Linked DNA regions of Mus musculus: region 2 is linked to region 1. Evidence: chromatin loops called from intact Hi-C (ENCODE). Cell type or tissue: left cerebral cortex. All regions are shown on one strand. Links, peaks and the distances in the headings refer to the core of each region. The heading gives the core; the rest is flanking DNA. Region 1 has its middle 160 kb from the start of Gm13794. Region 2 overlaps Lrrc4c (leucine rich repeat containing 4C).

What was found. Hi-C counts contacts between places; a loop is a spot of excess contacts. Peaks named below come from ENCODE experiments on the same cell type or tissue, not always from the same donor. Only the 100,000 strongest peaks of a DNase experiment are listed, where the experiment ranks them.
Region 2: it touches region 1 in a loop (5-fold over the local background); 2 of 42 quality-filtered maps call a loop at or near these places.

Annotation. Positions count from the first base shown.
Region 1 is chr2:95,230,735-95,233,655 of GRCm38, forward strand. No RefSeq gene overlaps it. Among named protein-coding and RNA genes, the nearest start is that of Gm13794, 160 kb to the right of the region's middle. In left cerebral cortex, for the core only: a CTCF peak has its summit at 1,466 (motif pointing right); DNase peaks (open chromatin) are centred at 1,463 and 2,065; H3K4me3 peaks cover 240 bases.
Region 2 is chr2:96,584,379-96,587,299 of GRCm38, forward strand. All of the region lies in intron 2 of Lrrc4c (leucine rich repeat containing 4C), which reads left to right. Among named protein-coding and RNA genes, the nearest start is that of Lrrc4c, 270 kb to the left of the region's middle. In left cerebral cortex, for the core only: a CTCF peak has its summit at 1,453; DNase peaks (open chromatin) are centred at 1,487 and 2,085; H3K4me3 peaks cover 311 bases; H3K27ac peaks cover 1,380 bases.

The DNA of each region.
Region 1 (2,921 bases), core at 170-2,669:
TCTGAACCCTCTTTGGCTCAGGATCTTGTTTTCTGTATTTTCTCCTGGAGCATTGGCTGCCATGCTCTTGTTGTCTTGTTTGCTGGTACTTGTCTTCCTGGCCTGTACACTCTGCTTTCAGGAGCCATAGGTGGCCTTCTGGGGTATCTCATTTGGCTGGCAAGATCTGTTCCTGTCCTGTGCCGCGTGTTTGAAACATTTACATGCTATACTGCTTCATTAGGGACATACACTCAGATTGCTTCCTGGAAACAATAAGGTCTGCACTGGGATAGAACAGAGTTGAATAGACATTTATCTTTTCACAGGGCAAATCAATGAGTAATTTTCTGGTTTGAATGCTATATTTAACACTCTGTCTGGGGAAATGCTCTCGAGCATATCCTATTCCAAGGTGCAAGGTGGCTTTAATAAAGAGATTTAAAAAAAAAAACTCTCATTTATGATTCCTGGAACCTGCATTAAATCCTTCCAGGAAGTTGTTGCCCTTTTGATATGCAGACCACAGGAAGAAGTGGACTTGGTGCTGATAGCACACACCTGAGAGGGGAAATATTCTGTAAATTCCTGTGGCACAGGAAGGCTTTTACTAGGCAAACTCAAAGCCAAAGCTTCCTACTCCACTGCATGTCAAAGGCAAGACTATAAAAACACTTTAACCTGTTATTATTATCCCAAATGAGAGAAGTGCATTACAAGAGTGAGGAGTTCATATGTTGCCAGTATTTGACATTATATAATTTGTAGAGTGGTCCAGACCTGAATCTCTTAAAGCTGCCTATTTTCAACTTCCATTCAAGCATCTCTCTCACACACAAAAACACATATTGATGTCCACCTTTATAAGTGCACTGGTACAGTAAGAAAGAAAGGAAGCTCAAAAAGGTCAACTGACCTGTTCAAGGTCACACAGAGAATTCTTGCAAACCCAAGGGCCGTCTCTGCTGATAAACTGGCTCTGTCATATTCAGAGAATAATAGTCAGGTTCACAAAAGCTGGGAGGCATAATTATTTTCATCAATAAGACAAATATGTCAGGCTCGTTTGTAGTTGGGGAAATTAGGAGAGGTGTATTTTCTTGAGTGATTTTTTTTATTATTCTCATCTATACCACTAGGGTGTTGTTAATATGCACTACAAGCTTCGTGTTCATTCGACATTATCATATTTGTAAAGCAGAGATGCACTGTAGAGACGTTGTGCAGAATAGAGACTCCATTCCAATCCCTGGTATTCTAGACGTTTGACTACAGATACCAGGATTCTCTTCATTCTATGCTTCATGAAGAATGGAGATTGTTAGGCAACACGACCAGATATCTATCGGTCCAAACAGCAGCGAAGATTTTCCCGTGTTGTGGAGAAAGGATGTCACATCTTCCTCCATATGGAGCCAACTTCAAAACTGACCCTACAGGTTCTCGAATTGAGGCGCCCTCAGAGCAGTTTTTCACCGTGAGCTGTAGATGGCGGTGTTGCATCAAGAACTTCCTGCCCTAAGCAATGGTGGGAGCTGGGGCGTCCAGCTGTGGCCTGCTGGGGCTGAACTCTGAGAATCCTTCTTTAAGTTCCTCTGGTTGGTCATAACACAGCAGTTCTCCTTCTGGGTCCCCTGCTTCCCCATCATTCTCGCCCACTACAAGCTGGGAATGCAAGCCCTGTTGCGCTTCCCCCCTCCTTCCTTTCCTTTGCTTTACAGGGGTCTGTGATTAATAGCAGCACGGGGGAACAATTGAGAGGGAGAAAGTACTTGCAATGCAACAGTGGAGAGATTAAATGTAACTCGGGTGCTGAACCTCTTTAGTGAGAGCATCCTTGCAAATTTGTTTTCCCTTCCCTCCCACAGCGGGCCCCCTACTCAGGGTGGAGGCAGGCTCAGTGACTTCATTAATCAAGGCGCTTCGCCTGGGCTGATGAATTTTAACAGCAAACTGTCACTTACAATCCTTCCCCGTCTCATGTCTCCCGGAGCTCTGGTTATTTCATCCTCACCAATTAATCAAGGCAGCCACAAAGCGACCCTGGAGTTTATTAGCAGAAAACAGGTTGTTTCTTCCCCAGAGACAGGCTTTTTCTGCCACTTCAGATGTGAGGAGTACCCTTTCCTTGAGTTTTTCTGGTTGAGAGACACACCCAAGCCAGCCGTTCATCTTCCAGCCTTCCTGAGGCCCTCCTTCATCAGCCCTTTCTCGGATCTCATTGCCTTTATCTGCTCCCAGGTCTCCAGTCCTTTGATTAGAAGGTTGACAGGCACAAAACAGAGAGGCAAGATAACCGCCTCAACTACGCTGAATGCTCAACAGACTGATCATTTATCAAAGCAGTTTTGGATCTGTTGCCTGGACGTGGATATTTCAAGGTGTTTGGTTTTTTGTTTTGTTTTTCTCACAAATTCAGATTTGAATGGCACTGCTTTTCCAAAAAAATGCCTGTCTCCCTGGAGTGAGGGCATTTATGGATAAAATCAAGGACGTTTTTAAGGCAAGTTTTTTAAAGCAATTTCGTAATTTGTAAAATTAAATGTTCTGAGGCGCCATGCTGGTCGAAGCGGTAATGTCTGTGTAGAGGTTTCCGGATGCTGATTATGGTTCCCTCTTTATCATTGCTTTTCTAGGCACAACAGCTCTGGTACTCAGCCATTTGCACAATGCATTTTTTCCCCTCTTCTTCATTCATTCGCCCCAACAAACATTTATTGAACATTCCACCCTGAGCCAGATTAAATCTTAGCCATCAGAACTCATAATAGTTAACAAAATGCTTGCACAAATTACATTTTGTTAGTCATGGTAAGTGCTACGACAGAAAAACACAGCTTACTGGGAGAACATGATGCAGAGACTGGATCTTGCCTGTGAGTTAGAAAGGCTGTGCCAAGGAGTGACATTTACCGGGAGTCCTGAGAGTTGATAAGAATTAG
Region 2 (2,921 bases), core at 151-2,650, 1.4 Mb after region 1:
CAAGGGCCTCTCCTCCCATTAATGGCCGACTAGGCCATCTTCTGCTACATGTGCATCTAGAGAAATGAGCTCTGGGGGTACTGGTTAGTTCATATTGTTTTTCCTCCTATAGGGTTGCAGAACCCTTCAGCTCCTCAGGTACTTTCTCTAGCTCCTCCATTGGTGGCCCTGTGTTTCATCCAATAGATGACTGTGAGCATTCACTTCTGTATTTGCCAGGCACTGGCATAGCCTCACTATTGCATGGAATTTCCACTTCATCTTTCTCCAGCTTCAGAGACATTCCTGTAAAGATTACCACCATGGCTGAAAGCACGTTCCCATAGCTTTAGGATTCCCAGTTATATGATTAACAACTCACAGAATGTCACTTGCCTTAATCATAAAATGGCAATTTTAGAAGCTCATTTTCAAAACTTGGTAGAAGGAAGAATGGAATTAATTATACAGAGAGTGCAAATTTCTCTAAGGTGCATAGGTAAACTTGGGGGAGGGCAACTGAATTCTTTTTCTAATTAATTGATGAAGTAGAACTAGTGTTATAGGAATGGAAATTTAGAGTTGGAAAGTCAAAACATTTCTGCAATTCTTTTAATTTTTTTTTATAGACAGAAAAGGTTAATCCAATATCTGCATAATCATTTTTGACATCACTTCATTTTTAAACACAGGATTTTAAATCTCTCCATCCATTCACCAACTTATATATGATGACTACATGATTATTAAGGAGACAGAGAGTATTTAAATAATCTATACTCAGTAAAAAGTTAATGTGTCAAGTAGGACAAGAACTATTTCCAAGGAAGGGAATAAGAATGTGTTGCTGAAAAACTTGTCTGGAAAGGCTCCTACCAGGCTGAATATAAAAACTTGATTGTTTTTCTCAGGGTGTGTGGACTTATACATATACATATATATGCATGTGCTTATGTGTGTGTTTGATTATTTTGGGGTACAGAGAAAAACCTAAGCAATAGTGAAAAAAGAAAACCCACGTAATACATAAAAGCTAAAGAAATCAGCGTTTTTTTTAAATAAACACTTCTGAATAATTAACTTTTTTGTGAAATTTTGCCAGTGCCAAAATCTTTCAGAGTAATATAATCTCCTGAGATGGTTTATCGCACTTATTAAAGATGCAAAATTATTATTTAGAAGAGGAAGGGAAGGGCTTCAGATCTTTGAATTTGTAAATAGGCTGATGTTAGATGAGGGTGGAGAACATTCTTCATAGATTCCGAGGAAGAAACAATTTACACATGAGGGCTGTGGAAACGAGGTTGGGTAGCATCTTCAAAACTATGGAGTTAGCACTTTCCTGTAAGGAGCTTTTGTGTGTAATTGATTTTCCCTGTGAAATTAATGAACTCCTTTCCAAAAACGCAATTGGAATCACCGAGGATGAACTTGGAGACTCAATAACGCCAGCAGGACTTGAAGGGTTAATTCTTCAGTCACCACTAGGTGTCAGGTTGGGACTGGTTTTGGGAACTTGCAGGCTCTGACTGGCTTTAAGTGAGAACAGACAACCTCTCTGTTCCTTTCTGCCACCGTGCTGCTTCCTTAAATAGAGACTTTTACACTGCATATGTCAAATCTTTGGAACCTTTCTTTTTTGTCTCATGGGTGTTTACAGCATTTAAACTTTTCACCCCAGCATGAGCCTCACAGGAAGGGAGTTTTGAAGAGGAGAAATACAATTTAAAGGGGGTCAGCATTTGTGGGCAGATTCTTTTTGTCAGTATCCCCCAGAACCTTCTTCATTCTCTGTCACGAAACACTTAGAGTTTACATGCAAGTTGACAACTAGGTTTGCTTAGGCCCTGTAACCTTCAGTAGAGATAAAAAGCACCGAAAGCAAGGAGGTGCAGACTCACTATGTAATTTTGAGCATGTAGTAAAGGTTTGATTCATTCATCTTTACATCTTTAAAATGAGTATATCACTTGAGTAAGAAAGAATACATAAATTTTATAAAATCTCCCTAGAAACTGTAAATTAAGAAGTAACTTTATAGTTAAGGTCTTGATTCTGAGACAGAGTAAACCATAAGCTTGGTGCCCTTGTTTGCATAGAGGAAATACCACTAATGCAAAACTGCAGTGCTTGGATCTCTTGTAGAATGTCACTGGAACAATTCCTTATAGGAAGGTTAGCATGGCTGGGGTATTATAGGCAAAGGATGGAGCTGTGTAGGAAGAGAAGATGTAAAATTAAAGAATTTGACCATTATGTTAAATAATCTGACGGAATTACTCTAGCACAGGCAGCAATCAAAATTGTATACAGAAGAAATATCCAAAAGGTTCACAATAAAATCTAAGCTAATTAATATAGCCTACACGGTCTTATCCATCTTTGCATCTTCATATCAACTTTTGCTCCATTTAATTGCCTTGTAAATCTGTAATCTAGAAGTGGAATTATTTTATGACCAAAACTACTCGTCACTGAGAGCCTTTCTCAGCCCATTTTGATCATGTTAGCACAGCTCAGCTCTCTCTGTGGTGAGTACAATCACCAGCTCTTCATTAAGTCAGTTCAATACCATGCATTGATATATAATACAGTTCTAGGCAAAGAGACACGAGGAAGGCTAACGCTTTATGGTCCAAGTTTAAGAAAGAAACATTTAAATATACAGATAATTCCTGATTTGAGGTATTATGCCATATGTGCCAGGACAGCACACCCACGATCTGATGGTTAGCAAAAATGTTGTGTAAAGCTGAGCATGTGGAGTCTATGGAAATACCAGAGGCTTTTGAAGATGAAATTGAACTACTGAACAAATCCAAGAGCAACTATCTTTTCTCCCACTGCTTGTAAGAAATCACTCAGTTTTAGAATACATGGTAAATAAAGTAGTCATCTTTTATATTACTGTAAAAATCAATAATATAGAGAGTATGGAGAGA